2 separate regions of the Homo sapiens genome follow, and region 1 is linked to region 2. Evidence: chromatin loops called from intact Hi-C (ENCODE). Cell type or tissue: sigmoid colon. All regions are shown on one strand. Each heading gives the region's core, and the rest is flanking DNA. Links, peaks and the distances in the headings are about the cores only.

What was found. A loop is a pair of places that touch in the nucleus more often than their neighbours do. Peaks named below come from ENCODE experiments on the same cell type or tissue, not always from the same donor. Only the 100,000 strongest peaks of a DNase experiment are listed, where the experiment ranks them.
Region 1: a loop joins it to region 2, with 3 times the contacts of the local background. A loop is called at or near these places in 3 of 110 quality-filtered maps.

The regions. Positions count from the first base shown.
Region 1 is chr10:123,907,817-123,920,349 of GRCh38, reverse strand. It overlaps LOC105378534 (a long non-coding RNA gene), which reads right to left. Exons shown (of 3, transcript XR_001747622.2): 3 at 11,383-12,533. It also overlaps a transcript of CPXM2 not described here. Among named protein-coding and RNA genes, the nearest start is that of CPXM2, 22 kb to the right of the region's middle. In sigmoid colon, for the core only: no CTCF peak of the experiment used is centred there; no DNase peak of the experiment used is centred there.
Region 2 is chr10:123,957,341-123,969,873 of GRCh38, reverse strand. It overlaps LOC107984128 (a long non-coding RNA gene), which reads left to right and starts at 3,129. Exons shown (of 3, transcript XR_001747628.2): 1 at 3,129-4,929; 2 at 7,808-7,908. RefSeq lists enhancers at 3,256-3,425, 3,422-3,591, 5,817-5,986. In sigmoid colon, for the core only: no CTCF peak of the experiment used is centred there; DNase peaks (open chromatin) are centred at 6,633 and 6,937.

The sequences.
Region 1 (12,533 bases), core at 3,117-11,116, 50 kb after region 2:
AAATTATCTTAGTTTTCCTTCATCTGAATATATCTTTATTTCATTTGCTTTCATTCCTGAAGGATATTTTTGCTAGATATAGGAATTATGTCTTTGAGAACTTTAAAAATAATTTTCAATAATCTTTTGGTTTCCCTGGTCTTTAATAAGAAATGACACTGAGGCTCTGTTGATTTATTTTTAATCTTTTATCTCTTTATCACTGGGTAATTTCTATTGATCTGTGCCATGGTTTGGATATAGTTTGTTTGACCCCATTAAATCTCATGTTGAAATTTATCCCCTGCTGTTGGAAAAGGGGCATGGTGTGAGGTGTTTGGGTCATGGCAGTGGATCCCTCATGAAAGGCTTGGTGCTGTCCTTGTGGTAATGAGTGAGTTCTCACTCTGTTAGTTCCCATGAGATCTGATTGTTAAAAAGAGCCTGGAACCTCCTCCTCTCTCTCATGCTTCCTCCACTTCCTGAAATGTGATCTCCCCACCCTGCCTCCTTTTCACCTTCTGTCATGAGTGGAAGTTTCCTGAAGCCCTCACCAGAAGGAGATACCACTGACATCCTTCTTGTACAGTCTATAGAATTGTGAGCCAAATAAACCTCTTTTCTTTATAAATTACCCAGTCCCAGGTATTTCCTTTATTGCAATACAAATGGACAAAGCAACTTGTCTTCAAATTAACTGACTCTCTTTTGTCATTTTCATTCTGTTATTGTGCCTCTCTAGGGACTTTCAAAAAAATTCTATTTGTATGTTTCAGTTTTTAAAACTTTCCACTTGGTTCTTTCCTACTGGTTCTATTTCTTTACTGAGAGCTTGTAACTTTCTATTTGTTTCAAGAGTGTTCATTCTTACTTTATGGAGTATGGTTGTCATACCTGCTTTAAATTCTTTGTCTGATAATGCCAAAATCTGGGTTATCTTGTGGTTGCTGGGATGTATCTGGTTCTTAGTATGTTGAGTAAATTTAGATTGTATCCTGGATATTTTTGAATATTATGTTATCATGCTATGGGCACTGTTAAAATCTTCTGATAAATGTTGATTATTTCATTTTAGCAGGTAATCAAGCTGGTTAGGAATGGACCACAAGTCCCTGTGCATCTTTTGTGGGCCGGAGTTTCAATGTCAGTTTGATTTTCAAAGGCTCTGTGGTGCTATTTGGATATGTCCTGTGTGGGGACCACCCAGGGTCCAGTCTGGGTCCTGAGCAGTGGATGTACAGCAGTTAAATTCTCAAAGCCTTGTCTATGCTACTTTATGTCAGTTCCATACGTGCACAGCTCAGAGAGGAGCTGTGGGCTTCAAACAGATTTAGGGGCTCTCTTTCTTCAGCTGCCTCCTCTTCCAAATTTCTTCCACAATCTCCAGCTCCCAGTGGCCCCCTTTCCTGGTGCTCCAGCTGGGGTTTTTACCTTCCCTGTGTTTTCATGCACTCTCTGTGACTGGGTCCACTTTAGGACAAAATAGCTAGGAAAAAAAGAAAGAGGAGATAACAGACGTCCTTCCCACCTCACTCTTTGGACCACAGGGACCCCTTTTCCAGCTTCCTCTAGTCAGAGGAAATAATTTTCTCAGAATTTTACATGCTTGTATGGCTTCCATGACCACTGCTGCTGAAGGGGATCACAGCATCATGACTGGGGATTGCCTTGGGACAGGGCTGGAAGACTAAAAGAAGGGAAAAGGAAAACAAAATGCGGATTTAGCCCCAAGCTGTGCACTGCAAGAGCTGCCCTTCTGATTTTCTGGCCAGAAAGGGAGGATTTCTCTTGGAACTTATTCTGTGCACATAACATCTGCCACACAGTTCAGGATTTAGCTGTTCTAGTGTCTAAGCCAGGAAATATGAGGTGGGAGCACTCCAGGACACTCTGCTGGATCTGTATTTCTTCGAGTTTTTATTTCTTTCCCTACTCTGTTATTATTTTTCACAGTACTCTGATAGTTATTTTATATAGTCTGTCCTGAGTTTTTAGTTGTAACCAGTAGAAGAGATAGAGAGTAAGGTATACCTCCTAGCCAGAATCGAAACCTGCCAAGTTATTTTTCATGGCTGCATAATATTTCAGCAAGCACAAGGGTCATAATTTCTTGAAATTTCTCCCTATTCGATTTTAGGTCATTTCTATTTGTTTTCATTATTATAAATAACCAGTGAATATTTGTTTCCATATTAATAATTATTGTCTTACAACAGATATTCAGGTGAAATGGCTGAGGAAATAATAAATACCAACATATTTAGATCCCTGGGCTTCCTTCTGATTGGAATGCGCTGCCCATATTTTCTTGTGAATGGGTCCTTCTTGTCATTAACTCCTCAGGAGGCATGGACTCTCTCTCACACCTGCCCTACAGTCTTGAACACATCACCCTGTTTTAATTTCTTTATGTGTTCCTATTATAACATCATCCCTGACAATAGAGAGATCTGTCTCCTGTACCACTGTATCCCCAGCAGCCAGGACAATGTCTGGCACAGAGTAGCTGTTCAATAAAGATTTGTTGAATAAGTTATATAGCACAGTGTTGAGGCATGTGGGTTTTTAGTCAGGTGGTCCAGGTTTGAATCCTTTCTCAGTCCTGAAAAGCTGGCTGAGAGGTATAAATGAGACTGTACGAAAGCTCAGTGCCTAGAGTATGGCAGGCATTCAGGGAATATTAGTGCTTATGCACTATGAATCATCAACTTGCTACTTCTGTAAAATGGGGCTAGTAATACTTCTCTCCTCTTCAACATACAAAAAGTGAATGTTTGTGAGAGCACATGTGGTTGTTAGGTAGAAAGGTGCCATTAAAATCTGAGGCTTTACATCTATTATTATGTGTACAAAATAGCAAGAAAAACGTCAAATGAATTCTGAAGCCCATTATAATCTTCTATCAAGAGCAGCAGTTGGAAGGAAGGTTCTGTCCGCAGGCTCTCTCCAACTCCCTGATGTCTTTGCAATGTTTCATTTTGAAAGAAAGTGTTGAAAAAAGTCAGGCTGGGTGTTAAGAAATGACTATGTAATTTAATTATTTTTAATGACATTAAAGATGTTAGTCATTGTAACTTTCCTTCCTGTGCCTGAGCACATCAAAGCGGATCCTGAATTAGAAATGGAATAAAGGATCTTTTCTATGGGCGCCTCTAGAGAGATGTTAAGGGAGATTTGGGAACGTTATGAATATTTTGGCATCTGCTGATTGTATAGATCTATTTTCATCTCCTACTCTCTCCCTTTTTGCCTCAAGCTGAATGTCTATGCCTCCATCCAATCTCACTCAATTTCAGAAACACTAGGTCCGGCCTTCCCTCCCCTCCCTTCCTGTCCTGGCTTCCCCTCTGCCCCCCATCTCCCTATCTGTCATTCTCACTCCCTACTCACCCCCTCCAGCAAACAACTGGAATCAAGATGAGGATCAGAGCTGGGCGTGGTGGCATGTGCCTGTAGTCTTAGCTACTCTGGTTATCAAGGCAGGAGGATCGCTTGAACTCAGGAGTTCCAAGCTGTGGTGAGCTATGATTGCACCACTGCACTCCACCCTGGACAACAGAGCAAGACTCTGTTTCAAAAGAAAAAAAAAAAAGAGAGAGAGAGAGAATCAAATGGCAGAAGGTGGCTTGAGCTAGAGGAATGAAAGGATTCTTCAGATCATTTAGCCAGATCAAACCAACAAACATTAATTTGATGCCTGATGTTTGCCAGGTTCTGAGCTGAGGAAGAGAGAGGAACACAGTGTCCCTGCCCTGGAGGAGCCTGAGTTAGGGAGGCCAGATGCACGCATGGAAAGCTGAGCAGTTAGGGACTTCAGTCACCACTCAAAGGAGTGGGCTTAATGCAGTCAGAGACGACTGGTCAATGGCAGTGAATAGGAACTCCCATGGGGCTCCATGGAAAGGAGCACAGAGTGAATGGGGGTGGGGTGGGAGTGCTTAGCTAAGTGACTTGATGGCTCTGGTTTTCTCAGTCTTGCAGACCTGGACACAGAAGCCCAGAACAATCCAGAGCCTTATCTAGTGTATCATTCATCAGCGCAGAGTGGCTTCTCTATCCCAGGGCTCCTGGCCCCTACTCCATGGATCCTACCACCTACTCTCGCTTCATCCAGCTGCCTCTGATCCCACATATAATAGCATTTTGCCCCTAATCCCCTGGGATGCAATACAAGCTCACCAATGACCAACATAATGCTCCTAGGGCTGGGAATATTTGGTGGCTGAGATGCTTTCCACTCCTGTAGTAATTTGGGTTTGCACAGGTATTTTTTTTTTCTCCCAAAGCATAAAGTACAGCACCAAACTTCAAGCCTGAGAAAGAGCAGCCTTATGCCAAGTGCCCTGGAATCCACAAGCTTTCAAAGCTGGTGACTGTTTTCCCAGAGGGCACAGAGAGTCATGGCCAGGTGCTAGGTGCTGGTTTCAGGAGCAGAAAATTGCTCAAGGGCAGCAGAGGGCTTTGCTGGCCAACGTCAGGAGTATTCGGCGGAACTCCAGGGCTGGAGTGGGCAACAGCTTCCTGAGCAACCAGGACCAGGGACTGGAAAGTTCATAGAGCACTTTCTCGGTTCCCTGTCATTGTTTTCTCTCTGCTTAGCTTTCAAAATAATACATGAATGCGCACTATTGACCAACTCTGAGGATGTAGTGTGGATCAATCACAGACCTGTCCATAAGGAGCCATTGACCAGGAAGAAAGTTGACATCATACAAGGCAACAAACTAAGAAGAAATGATGAGTTGTCTGAAGGGCTCAGCAGATAGCTGAGATGGAGAATAATATGTGGGGCTTTTATTTTTATTTTTATTTTTTTTGACAATCTCGCTCTGTTGCCCAGGCTGTACTGCAGTGGCCCGACCTCCACTCACTGCAACCTCCACCTCCCAGGTTCAAGTGATTCTCCTGCCTTAGCCTCCCAAATAGCTGGGACTACAGGCGCCTGCCATCACGCCTGGTTAATTTTCATATTTTTAGTAGCGATAGGGTTTCGCCATGTTGGCCAGTCTGGTCTCGAACTCCTGGCCTCAAGTGATCTCCCCGCCTCAGCCTCCCAAAGGGCTGGGATTACAGCTATGAGCCACCGCACCCGGCCTACGTGGGGCTTATTTTGGATGGAGAGATAGGAGGAGATCTCCCTGCCATGCAGGGATGATGTGCAGAGTCAGATGTGTGAGGCAGGAGCAAGTGTGTGAAGGGCAGGGCGAGGACCTTCAGGCAGAGGAACAGTGAGTGCAAGGCCCTGAGGCAGGAAATATTTGAGAAACTGAAAGGATCTAGGCGGGGGAGAAGTGAGGAAGGCATCAGAGGAGCCGCGGGAGGGGAGGGGACCAGAGCAGGTCCAATCTCAAACCTCTTGGTAAGGACTTTGCATTTTATTCTTTGGGTGGGAAGAATCAATGAAAGGGTTTGAAGCAGATCCATTTGTTGTTATGAGCTGGCCCCTCTGGCTGCTGCGTGGAGAACAAATTGTCAGGAGGCAAGAGGGAATATGGGGACTAGTTAGGAGGCCGTTAATCAAATCCAGGTTGTCAGGGAGAAAGAGAGAGCATGGAGACTAGTCAGGAGGCTGATAAGCAAATCCGTGTTGAAGATAGTGCTGGCCTGAATGAGGGCAGTGAAATCTTGGGGAATCAGGGAAGAAAACAGATACATGGTATACGTTGGAAGCTGAATCTACGAGATGGGCTGATGGATGCTATGCTGGGGTTGAGCATTTAGGGCCCGGGTGCCAGGCTTCTGGCTTAAGTAACCATCCAGGTATAAAATGGTGTTGTTGGCAGAGACCAGGAAAACGAATCTGGGAAGGAAAATGGGGAGTTCACCTTTCGAGTGAAGTTTGGGACCTGGAGGCAGCATCTGAGTGGAGATGTCAAGGAGGCTGTCAGTCACACAGACCTGGAACACGGGACTTCTCTGCAAGAATTTAAAGCCACAGCAATGGGTAGAATGAACAGGCTTCCCTAGAGAGAGAAGGGGGAAAGCTGGAAGTGAAAAGGGGCCCAGACCCAGCGCTAAAGAACATGTACATCTTGAGTCTCAGAGAAGGAAGACGAGGCAGAGAAGGCCTGGTCAGGGCATTCCGGTATCCCAGATGGGAGAATGTCCGGGAAGGAAGCCATGGTTAATGTGCTCGATGTGGCTTAGAGATTAAGAAGTAGACTCATGGTTAGCTTCACAGAGTTCCCGGATGACCTTGGCAAGAGCTGTTTTGACCTTCAACTTGGCCATGCTCATTTCCTCTGCTTCTCAGGCACAGGGCAGGCTGGATCTCCTCCCAAATTGCATGCTCCATGCCAAAGAGGTCAAGCCACCAAATGACACTGACTTCCTGCCTTTAAGGTTGGATTCTGAAACCCCAGGGGAGGGAATGCGGTTGGCAATGGCCTGACTCTGGTGCTCACTCTGGTCCATCAGGCATGGTTCAGGGTCTGGGAATTATGTATTGCATAGGCTGTGGGCAGCTTCCAGCTTCCAGAGCCTGGGAGGGGGGTGCCTCCTGAGGAGGGATGGTGCTTGGAAGTATGCCACAGATCCGGTTAAACAGCCAGTCCACACCATCTTTCTTTCAGAGCTTTATCTCTGCGGACCTGGAGCTGCTGGTCACCATGGAAACAGAAGCTTTTGTTCACCACTTCCTCTTCTCTTTTTCTCGCTCCCCACCCCTCGTCTTTCCTTCCTCTCCTCACACCCACTTGCCCTCCTCTCTACTTTCTTTCCTCTATTTTTATTCCTAATTTTCTATCTCACTTGCCCTGATTTCCTCATCTATTTATTTAAAACTTATTTAAATTTTATTACGTAGCTTCCTTAGCCATCTTTAATTCCCTTTGTGGGAACAAGGTGCGGAATACATGCGTATATTCATTCAGATGTATGCACATACACACCTACGCACATAAACACACTTATGCAATAATTCCAGTGCTCTTTTGCCAAGCCAATGCCCCCTAAACAATCATTAGGGAAAGAATACAGAGTGGTGAGACATATATTCTAGCCTTGTTATTCACCAAATGCTACTTGGAGAATACATATTCTCTTTTGAGTTTATCCTGAGACTCCGCACTTGGATAAGGCTGCACTTCTTCGGCATATCTGTGTATAACTTCAAACAGCCAGGCTTTGACTGCTCCTATCTTAATAAACATAGCTATCAGTCATGTTTAGCTCAAAATACCCACAGCACATCTTTTATTTTATGTATATACACACAACCAATCCAGAATCTTCCAAGAATGCCTCTGCCAAACTCCACACTCATTAATCAAATCAAGGCAGAGAGCCCAGCAGCCTCCTAGAGTAAGAGCTACTATGCAGATTTAGAGCCCTTCATCTCTGCAGAGTAGAGCCCGGGGATCCATTTCCATCGCTAAGCACTCTTTCAGCAGAGAACTACCCGTGTGGATGAGCTTTGGAGGAGTCTGGAGTATGACTACAAAGAGAGGTAAATCCACAAGGTCTGGCAGTTCCTTCATGACCCTCTATACCTAGTTGGCAAATGAAAACAACAACAAAGTAGTTGAACCTGTTGTGTGGCTTCAGAGACAAAAATAACTGGATGGTTGCCTGGACTGAGGTTGTTTGATAAAATAAATTAACAGGTTGTGAGAATCACAAAGATGGAAGTGGGTGATTGATCAGAGCCCGGGATGAAAAAAGCTAAGTGCCTTTCAGAGCCTTCCTCCAGCCGGAGTGGAGAGGGCTGGGCGTGTTTCAGTTCACACTTCCATGCTCCCAATCCCTGGCAGTGCCTCCTAAATTAGCAGGCTTTGGGGTGAATACCCAGGAGGGCATCACAGATGGAAACAAGCCCTGGCCACCAGCCCCTCCCCTTCTTTTCCACACCGGTGCAATGTCTGGGAGGGCACCAGTCTGCAGATGCAGGGGTGGCCCAGGATGTGGAGCTGAGTCCCAGAGGGCAGCCTCTGCTGCCTCTCTCATGTGACCTGGGGAGAGAAATGCCAGTGCAACAGGCCTCACTTTTCTCACCTGTTCAGTGGGTTACAGTGGGTAGCTACTTAGGTATGAGCAGGGCAGGAATGCCTGCCCCCCCCCCCCCGCCCACCATCTGCACACTCACACACACACACGCACTAGGAGTGTTGGGTGACCATCATGTGATGGTCAGGCAGCTGTCAACTGTTTCTCTAAAATAATAATTGGTCACAGGCGCTGCCAGGGAAAGGCAGGCTCCTAAGAGAAAACACCTGAAACCGATCCGCAGCTTCCTAATAAGATCTCAGGAGTGGGGAGAGGGAATGCAAGATCCTGGAAGTATGCCAATGCAGAAAACCCCAGTCGAGAGGTCTAGCTGTGCACGTGGTTCCGCAAGTCACCCGCTTGGTCCTCTTCCAAGTTTGCCCCTCCTTCCCCCCTCCTTTCTGTTCTAAAGCTTTTCAAATAAACTTTCACTCCTGCTCTGAAGCTTGCCTCAGTCTCTCCTTCTGCCTTATGCCCCTCAGTCGAATTCTTTCTTCGGAGGAGGCAAGAATTGAGGTTGCTGCAGATTCACCACTGGTAACATGTAGAGCACCCCACCCCTGCAGGGTGGCAGGAATGATTACAGGAGACGGTGCTCACAGTGTGTGTTCAATGGGTGGCACCTGTAATCAGAGCCCACAGAGGCTCTGTGGGTGCCTTGGCATCACAGTGACATGTGAGCACCCATGTGACTTTCTGGAGTTTCATCTCTTGCCATGCCTCTGTTTCTACCTTGCTGAATCATCCAAGGTTTCCTGAAGTCTCTCAGCTTCTCTCATCTCTGAGTTTCTTGGAGCTGTTTCCGTTCATGGCCTCTTCACCTGGCTATTAGGTTGGTGCGAAAGTAATGGTGGGTTTTGCCTTTAAAACTAATGGCAAAACCCACAATTACTTTTGCACCAACCTAATCGTATTCAGCCTAGTTCTCATCTCCATCACTCTTTCCTCTGAGAAACTTCATCGATGCCCTAAGGCTGGGATAGGAGCCCCCTTGGGGCTGCCCTGCTCTGAGTGTCCTCAGACTGCACTTCCTAGCAGCTGCCGGGGGACCTGTCCCCTGGACCATCAGTTCTTGAGGGCAGGAGTCCCTCATACCCAGCATAGTGCATGGAATGTAACAGGTGCTCAATAAATACTTGCTGAACAAATTCCCAAATGAGAGAGTCACAAAACTAGATAGATCAAGAGAAACATAAGGTCTGTATGGGTTGAATTTTGTCCCCCACAGAAAGATATGTTGAAGTCCTAACTCCCAGTATCTATGAATGTGACCTTATATGGAAATAGGGTCTTTGCAGGTTTAATCAAGATAAGATGAGGTCCTTGGGATGGGCTTTAATCCAGGATGACTGCTGTCCTTATAAGAAGAGGGAAATTTGGACACAGACACAGACACACGAGGGGAGTGCCATGTGGACACACAGAGATCCAGACATAGCAGCACGATGGCCCCATGGAGGCAGAGGTGGAGATTGCAGTGATGCTGCCACAAGCCAAGGAACACCTGGGGCCACCAGACCTGGAAGAGGCAAGAGTGGATCCTCCCCGAGAGCTGGTGGAGGGAGTGTGGCTCTGTGGACACCTGGATCTCAGAATTCTGGCCTTCAGGACCGTGAGAGAATAAATTTGTGTTGTCACCCAGTTCTGTGGTGCATTGTTACTGCAGCCCCAGAAAACGGATACAGTCAATAATGAGGCAGAGACTTAGGTGCAGTTGGGTGAGCACCTGCATTCATACCTGTATTTCACACCAGTTATGCCTAACTCACTTATGCAAATGTCTAGTAACTGATGATTCTGCACCAGCCTGGGGCTTGTATCTGGGAGGGCACAATGAGGAGGTGCTGAGGTAGCCCTTGCTGACGGGAAGTGAAGAAAGCTGGGATGCAGTGGATCAGGAGAACTCCCCCTGGGAACTGCAACAGGGGCCGGGGGTGCAGTTCCGAGAATCTCTGCAGTGGGGGAGTGATACTAGGTTTGATGAATGCTGACAGGACATGAAAGGGTTCTGTCCGGGTGGAGGTCATGATCTTGGCCATTGATTTGACAAAGAATCCTACCTCCAGGGCCGCAAATGCACAGAACTGATTCCCAGACTCCAGAGGGAGAAGGAGTAAAAAAAACCTGGCCAGGTGTCCAGGCATTCAAAGCAAGGCACCTGTCTGGCATGGGTGAGCAACCAAAGGCTGAGTCGGGAGATGAGGCAGGTGTGCAGGGGCGCGAATGTGCAGGTGGGCCAGCTCGGTGGGGCTGGGTTCAGTGAGGGACATTCCAGCCTCTGTCTGCCATTATGGTCTGTGGTGGCCCCACCTGTCTATGGTGGCTGCACCTGCTCCCTACACTGTCTCTGTGGGTTCGGGCGCTGCCTGGCTGCACCCACCAGTACAGGTAGGTGGCTGTGACCCTGGCAGTCCTGGGATATGGAAGCTGGGCCACCTCTCTCGAGGGCATCTTTGTTTCCACGTGCATCAGCATGGAGGGACTAAATGTTGGCATGAGATTGTGTTGAGGGCACTGCTCCATGGCCCTCATGGGTGAACACATGACTGATACTGTTCCTGGACACTGAGGAAGCCCCAAATCACCTCCATTGTCTCTGCTTTGAGAGAACATGACAGGAAGAGGAGAGTGGTTATAGTTATCCTGCCTTCATTTTATGAAAGCATTATGACTTGTTGAAAGATGTTCCTTTGGGAGCTTTTACTAGCTTTCCATTTGAGTCATTGAGGGCTGACTGTCAACTTCTGCATTTGGAGAAGTGTTGACAAAGATTTAGTACCGTACAATGGAAAGAGAAATATTCTGGAGGCTTTGAACGGCCCAGCAAACATGAGCAGCCTGGGTGAACACAATTAGAACCCAATGCAGGGCTGAAGGAAAGCAGCGCCTGGCCGGGCTTCCGCTTGTCAGGTGGAGCCTTGTGGAATATAAATTATACAGCTGCTTTCCCTTGCTGGGCATGGCACTAGTTAATTACTCAACACAGATTTTGGCAAAGAGTGTTCTTTAAAGAAAAAAAATTAAGCCTTGTGTGGACTGCAATCGGGATTTATAGAAACATAGGATTCAGGAGGTGGACTTGCTGAGGGCGAGTCCCCCCTGCAGGCCCTGAAGACCTGTTACAGGTGGGATGTGGGCTGGTAGTGTACTTTCTGGAGATCTTTCCTGGACGCTGAACCTCAGGGTGGAGGGAAGCCCGTGTCCCGAGCTACACGAATCCTGCTCTTATACTGTCTTGTGTGGGATCCGCTATGCCTGAGGTTGATGGCAGAGTGTGCCTGTGCCCAGCCAAAAGCTTGAACCTACAGCTTCAAAAGGGCAGAATTGCCTCTTAAAAGGTCAAGTCAATGCATTAGGTTATTACAAAGTATTCACTTAAATTTAGTGAGAGTTAACAATGAGCCTCCTGGCTTGTGTTTACAGCTTTAAATCTTTTTTTTTAATTGAAGATATAAGGTACTGTTAGCAAAATTTACATAGAGTGAATTAGATGTAAAGTGTACAGTTTGTTGATTGTACACTGCTGATTTATAGATTGTACATTTAACAAATGTATAATGTGTACCTGAACCATGATATGGAATATTTTCTTCACTGCAGAAGGTCTCCAGTGCCCTTCTGCCATTAAAAACCTCATGGCTGTTTAAAGCTGCAGTGAACTTGAACACATGGATAGATCCTGCCCACCTCCAGCTGTTCTGGAGAACTCTGCTCAGTTGTCTGGTCCCTGTGCAGCCATTCCTGGTACCCCAAGCAGATGGACCAGGTGGCCCCTCTCCCCACACCTGTCTCCTTGCCCCGAGCCCTCCATGGTAGCCTTGACCTCCTGGGAGGGTGGTCCTCATCTGCATGTCTGTCTCCCTACTAGGCTGCAGATTGAGTCCTTGTGGCCGACTTCCCAGAACCTGCCCGGGGTCTGGCTCTGGCATGAGCTCAGCCAGTATTTTCTGATTGAGTGATCGAATGAAGAAACTTGCAGGTGATCTGGCTTATCTGCAAACAGGATGGTTTCTGCATTTGGCCTTAGCAGAGAGTCTCTTGTCAATAGCTGCTGCTCAAGCTGTAGCCTTTGGAATCTAAGTGTTCTCACTTCCTAGTCTTTCTCCAGCAGAAGTCCCCTGCACAAGCCCCCACCCCATCCTTTCCTCCTCTCTCCTTCCCACCTGCGGCCACTCCAGGACGTCCTACTGGTGCTACCCCTAACAGTGGACTTGAATCTGTCCCCTTCTTCCCTTCTCCACAGTCCCTGTCCCATCCCAAGTCACCACTATCCCTCCCCTGCACAAGCCCCAGACTGGTCTACCAGCATCCCCACTTTCTACCCAATCCTGAATATGGTCCTTGTCACATCTCTCCCCTGTTTAAAGTCTCCTATTGAGTCCTTGCTTCCTCCCTTCCTTTCTCACTTCTTTCATTTCCTTCTTCCCCTTTTCCTTTCCTCCCCCTCCCTTCCTTCCTCCTGCTTCCCCTCTCTTCCTTTTTTCTTTTTAAAATGTTTATCAAAAGCTCTGTATGTTTTGCTGATGTATTGCCTGGTTTAGCACAATCCCCCTAGTCCCCACACTAGAAAA
Region 2 (12,533 bases), core at 2,847-10,846:
TCCTTCCCAGCCCCTTGGATCCCCTGGGTTTCTCAAATACCCAGGCCTGCCCACACCTTGGAGCCTCCCCGCTGGCTGATCCCCCACCTGGAAGGCTCACCTGTCACCTTGTCAACGAGGCCATCTGGTCACCCTCCCCTGGCATTCCAGGTGCCTTCAATCTGCTCTTTTTTAAATATATATATATATAGCAATTTCATCTTCTAGAAAACCATCATTTACTTACCGTTTGTTTATCGCTCCCCCCGCCCCCCTACCCCTAGACAGCTCCATGGAGGCGAGGAGTTTTGACTCTTTGCTGTTTGGCATCTTCCATCACAATTGCCTGGCACATAGTTTATGTCCAATAGATATTTGCTGATGGTTGGCTGAATGTGAAGATGTGGCGCCTGGCTGGCCACGGAAGGAACTGGCGTTTTGTTCTGTTAACCGGGATAGGCAATAAGAGAGTTTAAGCACAGGTGCGATGTCAGCTGAGTCGTGCTCAGGAAGAAGGCCCTGCTTGCCCTGGGGAAGATGGGCTGGGCCTGGGGGAGGAGACACACATGCAGGCAGGGGTCATCGTCCCTTTTGTCCCTGAGAGATCCTGGAGCAGGGCTGTCCTGCAATGGAAGTGTCCTGCATTGGCACTGCACCTGCAGCGGCCACGGGCCTACGTGTGGCCCTTGAGCACTTGGAATCTGGCTAGGTGTGGCTGAGAAGTTCGGCTTTAAAATTCACTTTATTTTAATTAAATTAGTGCAATTTACATAGCGACATGTGGCTAGTGGCTCCGTGTGGACCATGAAGTTCTGGAATCATCCGGATTAAAGACGGTGGTGCATGGACAAGGCTGGCAGCAACAGCAAAGGTGAAAGAGGTCACCTTTGGGCTTTATTTGGGAGGTAGACCCCACAGGTTGTACTGAAGGTTGGATTAGGTGTGAGGGAAAGAGGACTCAAAAAGATGCCCTGGTTTGGACCTGAGTCATGGAGACAGGGAAGGCTCAGAGGGAAGCGGTGTGGATGGAAATGGCATTTCTCTTTTAGCTGGGTGAGTCTGGAGCACAGGAGGGATCTGGTCTGTGGGGAGAAACAGGAGGCAACTGCAGGTGGATGGCACTTTAATCCTTAGGAGTGGATGATACCAAGGAAGGGGAAAGTGTACCTGGAGCTGCAAAGAGACTAAGGCATCACCAAGCCATTCCCAGAAGTGATTAGATGACATTTGTTGTTATTTGGTGAATGGGGGCTGGACTCTCATATTAAGTCCTGTTATAGAAAAATAATACCTGTTTTGTCACCTGCTTTGTTCTGCAAAATTTGTTCTTACTACAGATGCTAGCACATGGTGGGTGTGAGCCCAGGGTCCTGGCCAGGTGAAAGCAAAATTAAACTTTCTACTGCAAATACTCAAATAACAGCAACGAACTGGAAGCCAGTCTGGCTGGAGGCTGGGATTTTATGGGTGATTAAGTTTGGGTCATTAAAAGATGCAAATCAGCTGGATTTATGATCCTCTATCACTGTCCTATGGGATCAGAGAGTCTGTTTTATGATAACTGCCAAAAGGCTTTGAAAAATACTAGACTGATTTAATGAAATTAGCAGAAGGGAAATAGACTGTTTTCTTAGCAGGATTGAAACTCCCCGTTCCGATTGTTGAGTGTTTCATTGAAGCCCTGAGTCAACCATTTGAGTATACTGGGGTAGAGGTGACCTGGATTCCAGCACTTTAACCTCCAGCCCCTAAACACTCTCCTCTCTGCCCCACTTCTGACAAAAATATGCTGCACACAAATTTTACACAATTTATGCCATGGTTTCCTTGACAGGCAGAACATACATGCAATCTTCTCGGTTTAAATACGTGGTTAGAATGAATGATGACTGTATCAGCAGCACTCTATAACTGATTTTGTGACGTGTCATTCCCAGTTTATTAGCGTGGGCTTCACGGGGGTATCTGAGAACTCAGAAGTCCACCTTTGCACGATGAGGCTGACGCCTGTGTTTGGTTCCCCGACACAGCCAGCAGGGGGCAGGCTGGACCTGGGAATGCACCGGAGCGGCTCCCCGGAGACCTGCAGTTTGCCGAGATGATCCCAAGGACGCCTGAGTCCTGAGTTCCTTCAAAGCCCCGTTCCCCACTGGCCCCTACCGGGACCCAGTTTTCTTCCCATCAGTGAGAAAAGTCTCTGGAATTCTCGGCCGGGTGGTCCAGTTCTCCCTTCCCCGCCAAAAGGGCCCTGGCCTGTTCCAGTAGCTTGTCCTGGCCAAGTTGTCCCTTGAGGGCTGGGGCTCTGGCTGGGGGGTCTGGCTTCTTCCCTCACGCTGCCCTTCAGGGCCAGCTCACTTGGTCACCGCAGCGCCTGTGTTTCAAACCAGCTCCAGGCCCGCTGAGCCCACCTGGCAGCCCTGGGCCCACCCTCCACTCTGGGTCCTGGTCCTACCTAGATAGCCTGGCCTCAACTCTTGGCTCTGCCATTTAGTAGCAACGTGACCTTGGTTCTCCACTTGGTAGTTTTGTCATCTGTAAAATGGGACTGAATGAGTTAATAATTAAGAAGTGCTTAGACGAAGGCCTAGTACGTAATCTGTGCGAGATGGATATAGATATATAAAATTTTCTTTAACTGTGGAATACTCTTATTCTACTTGAAATTTGCAGTGGCCCTCAGAATACTCTTTTATTCTGCTTGAAATTTGCAGTGGCCCTCAATCGGCAGAGGTGAGGAGGAGCCGCTGGAGCTGGGGTTGACCCACTTACCAATACTGAAACCAGGTTGTCAGCCCAGAGACAGAGCCGGCAACGCCGGCCCCTCCTAGATCCACTGGCTTCTCCTCCCAGCATATTTGGGCCGCGTTTTCTTTAAAGGAGATTTTCAGCTGTGAAGCTCTCACCCTAAATGTGCTGTGGAAGGAAAGAGGATTGAGTTTTCCTGTTGTTTCTTTCAAATGCTTAGAGGATGAGTTTCAGTCTCAGACTGGAAAAGCAAGGAAACCCTGAAACTGTATACAGATCCAGACCATTCCAGAAGCCCCTGGAGATATGCAAGGCGGCTGAGAGCTCCAGGGAGCCACAGAGCCCCCCTCACTGCTATTCCTGATGGCCCCGATGCAAGCAGTGGGCGCTCAGTGGGGGGATGGGGTGGGGGGACATGGGGCGGGTAGGCAGACACGCGATCCTCCACTTGGTTCTCAGCACAAGAAACTGGACTCTGAGCCCTACACCACACAAGGCTCTTTTGTCAGACTTCATGTCTGAGGCCAGGGTTTGCTCCCCCAGGTTCTGTGCAGGCCCCCACCTCCCCACCCCACCCCACTCCCCCTCCATCCTAGGCAGTCCATTCTTTCCAACCAAGACCACTGGAAGCAGCTCAAAGCAGCATGGGTTGGCCTATGCTGCATCTGACCGTATTTTAAGAGGCTTTTAATTCTGGAATAGTTCTAGGGTGAGTTCATTGTGTAAATTCCAATGCAAACACTTTTTGTTTTCATCATCCTCATTGTTTGGTTTCCTCTAACTCATGTAATCAGTTGAAATATTAATTACAAAAAGATGGCGGGGCATATAGAGCTGGAAGCGATTTGCTTTATCCGACAACAGAGGAGGAGACGAGCCTGGAGGGGAGAGACTTGCCCTAGATTGCCAGCCCCTGGTAGGGCTCCCTGGGCCCTACCCTTGGTTCCTGGGCTTCTGTCCTATTTGCTGACTTGCATTTCCAGTGCTGATTTCCCTGGAAGTGGCAAAGCACTGGAATGACCCGTGAACTTAGGAAGTGTCTGAATAGTGTGGAAGCCACGGTGGGAGCTTGGACCCTCTTGGAAAGGAAGCTGGAGTGGTGAGAAGCCACTGTTTGGCTGTGGGTGTGGGGCATGGAGAGGGGGCAGATTTCTCTTTCCTGCTAAGGTCATTCATCAAGGGGGGACTCCAGGGCCCCTGACCTGCTGGGGTGATGGGTGACGCTGGGACTCTCTCACCGCAGGGCTGCCTTCAGATTAGAAAGGGAAAGGGTGCTGGTAACGGCAGCTCCTCTGCTTAGCTGGAGTGACAGGCAGCCATGCAGGAGGGCTGCAGCTGGGGTCAGCCCATGCAGTGATTCCCTGGTGGTCCTTGGGCAAATCAAACCTCCTTCCCCATCTACAGACAGAAGGGGGATAGGCTCAGACTTGTTTTACAGGCTTGTTGTAGTGATAAAATAAAGTCTGTGAGAGCAACATCTGACATATGCCAGCGGAGGGTGCCCAGGGGGCATGTGGCTCACCCTGAGCAGTGGCCGTGGCACAGGCTGGGGTGTCTGCCGCTGGGGAGGCGAGAGAGCAGAGCGGTGCTGCAGTGGCTGTCCCAGCTGGGGGAGTAGGAACCTCTGCTGGAGGTGGAGCTGTGTGTCCCCGTGAACTCACTGGGTGACTTTTGGTTCTTCGCCCAGAGCTCCAGCATCACCAATGAGTGGGCCTGCCCTTTCTTCCCAAACTCTGAGACTTGGGCGAACACTTGATCTTCTGGGACTCTGCTTCATCCTTTGATGGAGTTCGTGCCCATTGGGTTGGTTAGAGTGAGGAATAAAAGGATCCTGTCACTAAGTGCTTTGCACAGTGAGCCATCATCTGCCAGTCCAATGTGGGGAGAATATGCCAGGGGGAGATGAGGGCAGGAGCCTCACGTAGGGTGTGAGCCAGGCAGTGGCTCAGAGCAAACTGAGAAGGTCCTTCCAGCCCTGGATTCATGTCTCCATGGAAACCTGCTCTTGCCAGAGAGTCCGCCCAGCCCAGGCCCCCCTCCTCCAGGGCTGGTGGGTTCTTCAGCTGGAGCTCCAGCATCACCGATGAGTGGGCCTGCCCTTTCTTCCCAAACTCAGAGAACTGGAATGGGTTTCCTTACCTGGGACCTGCAGTTGACTGGGGAATGGAATCCAGGATTCTGAGTGCAGAAGTTTCCAGATTCAGGGTAAGCTGGGTGCCTGGCCGCTTCTATGTGCAGGGAGAACAGACCCTTCCCTGTCCCCCCATGGTGCTGAGGTTGTGTTTAGTGAGAATGTGACGAATTGGGCACTAGGTGTGAGCAGAAGCTTGTAAATAACCAGGGCCTTTCCAGAAGGTCTATATTGATCTCAGAGATGCAGTGTTTGGAGGTCCCGGCATGGACTCCTCAAATGCCCCCATTCCCTGCATTTTTTTCATACTAAGCTGTGAAGGTCAGACTAAGCCATGAAGGTCAGAATCTGTGATTAGTGGGTGAATGGCCTCCCTTAAATAGCCATGGCCCAGCTAGGTATGATTCTGTCTGGGTGGCAGAAAGAGCCTTGAGTCAGGAGGCCAGGGATGAGTCTGGCTTCAAAACCTCTGACCCCAGCCTCGTACCCTCACTCTGCCTGTCTGTTTCTCGGCTGTAAGCTGGTGATAGCATGGCCAAGGCTCTGAACCCAGCTTCTGCCCTACTTCTGTCTGCCTGATTCTCCCTTTTCCTTTTCCTCTCCTTGTCCCTCTCTCCATCTTCCCTGCCAGAAGCAGGGCTGGCTGCCCTCTCAGTCAGGGTGTGCAAGGCCCCCAGGGAGGCGACTGTGGGTGCATGCATGCATGCGTGTGGGGGTTTTATGTGGCAGTGTCTCTAAGATTGGGTTTGGGGTTCATGAGATTATTTTCCAAAATTAGAAAGCAAATGTATGTGGGGAGGAAGGAGGTGCTGCCAGAGGGCATGTCTAGCTGTCTCTTTTGGAAATTAAGGAAGAGGAGGTCTAGTTTGGCCCCTAAAGTCATACTTCCCCTTGGGGCTGCAGTTTTTAATCTGATATCATTAACCAAAGTCACTGCAAAGCTCCTCCCAGGGCTTTGATTTGAGGTGAGTGGGAGCCCCCTGTCTTCTTGGGGGTTGGGTGATTGTTGGATGACATCAGAGAAGCCCAGTGTTCCAGGTCAGAGCCTTACTCTCCCTGCAGGCTCCCCACCTCTGTCCACCAGAGGATTTCCTGTCGCGTCTGTTTGCTTATTGCTTCTCAGATAAGTTTTCATTTGAAACAGTGGTCTGAGGCTCTAAATCATTTGAAAGTCTTCTCTCCCAGTGTTCAGACAATTCCCCTGGTTCTAACATTTGGTGATTCTGCAAGAAGCCTTCATGCTAGGGCAAACAACTCTCCCACTTTGCCCAGCGCCGTGGGGTTTCTGGACATGGGACTTCTAGTGCTGAAAGTCCCAGGAAAACCAGGCCAATTGTTCATCCTCTCACATTCTCACTTGAGTAGCTTATATTTTGAGCCATGCTTGTTTAGAGAAGGGAAAGACACCATTTAGAAAGCCCCTTCAATGCCTAAGTGTCAAGAAAAATGGGATCCATCACCTAGTCGAATAGTAACACTGGATGAGAAGGGAGGGAAGCTGGTGCCCATATGTTTTGAAAAAGCAGCATTTACTTTAACTTTGAAATCTCAGAGCAGTCCCCAGGCAGGATGGGAAGCCAATGGGGCCAGGGCTGGTGCAGCTGATGGGATCTGAAGGGAAAGAAGAGCTTTTAAAAAGGAGAATTTCACACTGAATCTCTTAATCTGTTTTACAGACTCATAAAATCTTAATATAGCCCCGAGACTGTCATGTTTACAGACAGTGCAGCAAAGGCAGTGGCTTGGAGTGTGACCAGAGAGTTTGCAGAACAAACGCACCAGGGAGGGGCTTGGATGGAAATAACCAAGCGCTCTCCCCGCAGGGTAAGGCAGGACAGCCGGGCAGCCCCCGTCTGGTTCCCCCAACTGTGAGCAGAACGCTGGGCTACAATCTAGGCTGAAGCTTCAGTGTACTGGCTTTTAGCAAAAAGCCCCCATACTGCTCCTGGGGCAGAGGATGGTAAGATGCCAACTCCTGACACATCCATGACAGTGTGTGATGCAGGTGGAGCTCCAGTCCAGTGGACACACCTGTGATAGATTTGAGAACGCCTGGAGGTTGGAGGTTGCTGAGAACCCAGTGTTGCTAAGAGGGTCACAGGCACTCAGAAGACAGGGAGGTTCCGGTGGGCTTCCTGGAGAGGGGCCCTGGGCTGGGCTCCACAGCATCTGGGAAGGCAGAGGGCATTTCTGGGGGAGAGGGCATGAGCAAGTACGGGGAGGCTGGATGGGCACAGCACAGGTGAGGGCAGCAGAGGCAGCACCTGGAGAGAGGGCTTTTGTTGGGGGAACGGTGAGAGATAAGCTCACCCTAGTCCTGGCTTTGGAGATGAGAAGAAGAAACAAAAATGAAGCAAAATACTTGTCACTGTAGAGGAGCTTACAGTCCAGACGACCTGGGAGAAATGAATTTGAAAACAAAGGAAGATTTAGGAGCTGCGCCTGTCAATGTCAAGGTCCAGCCTGAGCCATGGAAAAAGAATAGAATTGGAGTAAGCCCTGCTGGAGGGCAGACGTCTTCTTCTCTCTGTACTCCCTGCCCATCCCAGGAATCTGGACACTGGCGTACTTCCGTGTTAACATAACGGCTTTAAAATTTTTCCCGTTATGAGCTTTAAAGAAGTAATTTCCAAATATTGGTCTTTGTGGAAAAAATGAGAAAAGAATCAAGTTTCCCTGGTCTAAGACTAAATGTGAAAAGTAAAGAAAATATAGTGAGTTTTTTTTTTTTATAAAGCCAAGCTTATTTAATTTGGAGTATCCTTTACACAGAGATGATGCTGTTCCTATATTTTTGTGTTCAGCTGGCTTTCTTTAATGGAATCATGGCCTGTGAATTAAAATTAAAAGTATTGGTTTCTGAAACCCTAAAGGCTGGGAACTACTGTTTTAATGGCTGATTGTCTCCATTTCTAAAATATATATCAATATATTTTGACATATGGACACTAGGCGTCAGGAAGACAGAAGAAGCTGGACAGAAAGAGATCAAGATTTAACTGGTTATGCTGTAGACCATGGCAGATCGTAACAGAAGACAAAGCCCTTAAAAGGTAAACCTCCTTGGCTCTGTTCCCTGGAAGAGGTGGGTTATTATGTTGATGGGAGGTGGGTACAAATTGGGAGGGATTTGGATGATGCTATAAGATTGGAAGCTACGAAATTTTTGTGAATGTTTATTTCTTTGAGCTAGGCTTGGGATGGGGAAGACTCTTCTCTCCTTTGTTCCAGACATGAGTGAGATCAGAAAGTCTCCTAGACAACAAGAGCTGGCCCCCTCTGACACTTCTGTGTCACACTCCGTCTGAGCTTTCTCTGGTCTTGCCCTTTTCCTAGGGTTAGAGTCCAAAAGCCAAGTTGACATGCCAACTTGGAGCTCATGCCTGTGTAGGGGAGGAAAATAATTTCTCTCTACTTTTCATAGTTTTTAGTTGGGACAGACCCCTGTAACAAAAGACAGATTAACAAGAGAAAAACAGAAGTTTAATAACAAGTATACCCTCATGCATAGATGGGAGGTACTCAGAAAAATGAATGAATCTCAAAGAGGTGGCTTGGAATTCAGGCTTAAAAACTATTGTCTATGGAAACTAAGAAACAAGGGCATGGGGAAGGCTGGTTATGGGAAGAAAAAGCACAGTAAACAAAGAGTAATGTTTGTATTTGCAGATCTGAGTCAGCGCCTTCTCCATTGATAAGAGTCTTTAGTGATTTGAGTCCTGGTACAGAGAGGGAGACACTCTTACAGATGGAGATTTCACCTTTTATAGATATAAATTTCCCTTACACAAAGGTAGCTGCCACTTTGTTTTCAGAGCATCTTTTGTGTCTGTAGCTTCTCAAAATAATAAGCTCAAAATAAGTCTTAAGCCAAAGAGGCATACTTTGGAGTAGCATTTTCTGGTCTCCTACACCTCTGCCTTCTAGACAATGCTCCAATTCCTGGAACATTGGAAAGCCCCATCCAAATGACCCTGTGTTAGTCTGAGTTCTCCAGAGAAACAGAACCAATAGGTTACACACCCACATATTTAAATGTATATATATTATATAAGAAGCATTTATTATAAACACTTTATTATAAGGAAGTGGCTCACGTAGTTATAGAGGTTGAGATATCCTAAGATCTTCAGTTGGCAAAGTGGAGACCCAGGAGATCCAATGGTATAGTTCCAGTTTGAGTCTGAAGGTCTGAAAATGAGGAGATCCAGTGGTGTACATTCCATCCAAGTCCAAGTCTAAATCCATAGGTGGGAGAAGACCAACTTCCCAGCTAGAAGGCAGTCAGACAGAGGAGAGAGAATTCTCCCTTACTTGGCCATTTGTTCTGTTCAGGCCTTCAATGGATTGAATGCAGCCCACTCACACTGGGGAGGGCAGTCTACTTAGTTTACTGATTCAAATGTTTATCTCATCCAGAAACACCCTGATAGACCCACCCAGAATAATGTTTAACCAAATATCTGAGCAGCCTGTGGCCAGCCAAAGTGATACATTAAAATTAACCATTACAAGCTCCAAGGCACTTCCAGGGCCTGTGCTGGCTTTCTTCCTGGGTTCCTCTTCCTCAGGTGGGCCACACAATTGGATGAGTACGTCTAGGCCCAAAGTTGGGCCAAGGGGGGATATTTGTGGGGATGGGGAGAAGAGCTTTCATATAAGGGCCTAGAGAGTGAATATAGGTGTTCACAACTGGTCCAGGGTGGGCCAGTATGAAAAAAAGGGACAGGCTAGGGGCCAACTGTTGCTGCACTGCCTGTTTCAGTGCAAAACTCCAAGCAGTCCGATAATTCTAAATTTGAACTTAAGTTTCCAGGTTGTTATGAAAGTATAATTATCATTGTAGGAGGAGGGAATGTATTTAACAGCTTGTTTGCTTGATTTATAACTTTTGAATATTTAGACATATGGTATGTGGGTGTCCATTTGTACACTTGCCCAGGCCCTCTAAGGGTCCTGTCTGTGTGGATGGGGTCCTGATATTGTAAAATTATACATTAGAGGGTATTGGGGGTTGTTCAGAGGGGCTTGTTCAGATAGGGTTGATATTTCCTTTGGGCCTTGAATACAGCAGGATTTTGAAGTTCAGTGAGGGTAGGACTAGTGTGGTAGACTCTGATTAAAGTGTACACCTTGAAAACCAGATAGAAGTGACATTCAGTTAAATATGGCAGACTGAACACGTGAATTTCCTTCTACCCCCACCCCAAATCCCACCAAAAAGACAGTAAAGGAATTAAAGGGAGCACAAACTCTTAAGGACAAATAGAAAGTGAGTGGAATAACAACAGGATGTTTTGGGAACTGGACAGTGGATGAATGAGTGTCTTAGTCTGTTCAGCTGCCATAACAACATACATTAGACTGAGTAATTTATAAACAATACAAATTTATTGTTCATAGTTCTGGAGGCTGGGAAGTCCAAGATAAAGGCACCAGCAGATTCAGTGGCTGAGGAGGGCCTGTTCCACATAGATGGCACACTCTGTGTCCTAACATGGTGAAATGGGCAAGCAGGCTTGCTCAGATCTCTTTCATGGGGCACTCAGATCTCTTTCATGAGGGCACTAATTCTTTTCAGGAGAGTGGAGCCTTTGTGACCTAATCACCTCCTAAAGGCCCCAACTCTTAGTACTATCACACTGGGTATTAGGTTCCAACATATGAATTTGCAGGAACACATACATTCAGACCATAGCAAGAGAGTAAATGATTAACTGACAAGAGAAAGTCGGCAGGATCCCTAGTGTGGTGACCAGTGGTGGTGAAAGCAGGAGGACTGTGGAATTTGGAATACAAAGTCTGTGGAGGAAATAGACCTCAAGATTCCCTGCTTCCCTTTGAGGAATGGGCACCTGACTCTTCTGCTATCCTGCAGAAGACTGGAGGTCTGCTTTCCAGAGAGACTGAGGAGAGGGACCTTGGTCTCAGGGAGCAGGCAAGAGAGGAGAGGCACACTGAAATACAGGATTAGGTGCAGGTTTTCCTAAAATGAGATGTCAGCCCCTTTTCTGCTCTGTCTTCAAATGTGTGACTCTCCTAGGCAGGAGTGTGGAGGTTACCCCATGAAGAGAGTTATCAACTCAAGAGAAAGACCCCCACCAAGTTGTCAACTGCTTCAAGTTCCCTTTAGGAAATGGTCTTAAATCCCTGCATGAATGGTAATCTTTTAGTGTATCCCTCTTGACTGTAAACCACAGTCAAAGCCCATTCGACATTTGAAGAGAATGAAAGACAGAGACCAACCATGGCCCCATAATTGTTACAGTGAAATTATTCAATACAGTAGAGGATCAGTTGATGAGTCAGACTCCTGAACAATTGCTCTGGACAAATGTCCTTGGAAGGTACACTCTATGTGTCCTAATGTGGTGAAATGGGCAAGCTGGTAAAGACAGATTTTGATTCTTAAGGTATGAGTATACTCTGTGAAGCTGGGTTAGAGTTCCAGGCTTCTTTTCAAGGGTACTTCCTTAGCTGGGACGTCTTTTTCCTGGCTCCTTGCTCTGAGTTGGAATTATTCCCTGACTCCCTGGGCTGGAAGTCTTTCTTCCTGACTCTCTGTGAGGCCTCCCCGTTCTGTTTATTCTTTCTGTTCTCTCTACTGGATCCTGCTTCTCTCACTGGAATGATTCTGTCACCAGAAGCTCCTTTCTTTGAACCCCTGCTGACTAGATGCTCTGCCAACTCTGGTTACCTTTGCCAGATCCTTTCCCTTCCCACTCCTGCCCCTGAGTCAATTGAATTTTAGCCTCTCTACCCTCCAGGGGCTCATAAGGGACACAGGGCCCCTCAAAAGCAAGCACCTGAGGCTGAAAAGAGAAAAAGAAAGGACTATTTGGAAATTGGGCAAATGAAAAAATCTTAAAATCTTCTCCACAAATATTGGTAAAAAGCCTTAACCCTTGTTGAGTAGGTAAATTCAACTTGTCTTATTTTCATCAGAAACACAATCTGGATAAAAATATAAAGTGAAGATAAACCAGTGAGTTTGTATGACTCTGTTTTACTACCTCATTACTAAAATTTTTTAAAAATGGAAAGCCATAAGATCTAGTTGCATCTCTTTGTATGTTTCTGGATGTGTACATGTATGATCTATGTTTATATGTTATATATATGTGATCTTTTTCTACCTCCAATGGCATTACCCAACCAATATGCTAAAATTGGCTTAGGGATAAATGAATGCTCAAACAAATTAAGTTTTCATAGAATTCTCAGAAAATTAGAAACTGACTCAATTTTTTTTTTAAGTTCATGTGCTCTGGAATAATCCTTGTTAAACAAAAGCTAGTTTAAAAATTACTGATCAAATAAAGATAGGACTGTCTTCAGAATTGTCAGCACTGAATATCATACAGACATAAATTTTTGCCTGGTTCTCTGGTCAGAGAGGTCTGTGTTGTCTCTGCTGGATGTTTAAGGACATAAAACTATAAATACAACCTTAGAGTAGAATGCACAGTAAAAATGAATTGCTTAATTGCTTAATGAGTATCAGTAATAGAAGTAAAAAAAAGGTTATAAAAGCATTGTGAAAATTTTATCTTGTATGGTCAAAGTTAACTAAGATTGAATAGATTCATTTATAAGGTTTATTAAAATAAGTTTCAGCACTACATTGACACAAAAGTAGATTTTGGTCTTCTCTGTTAAAATGACAGGATTTTCTCAG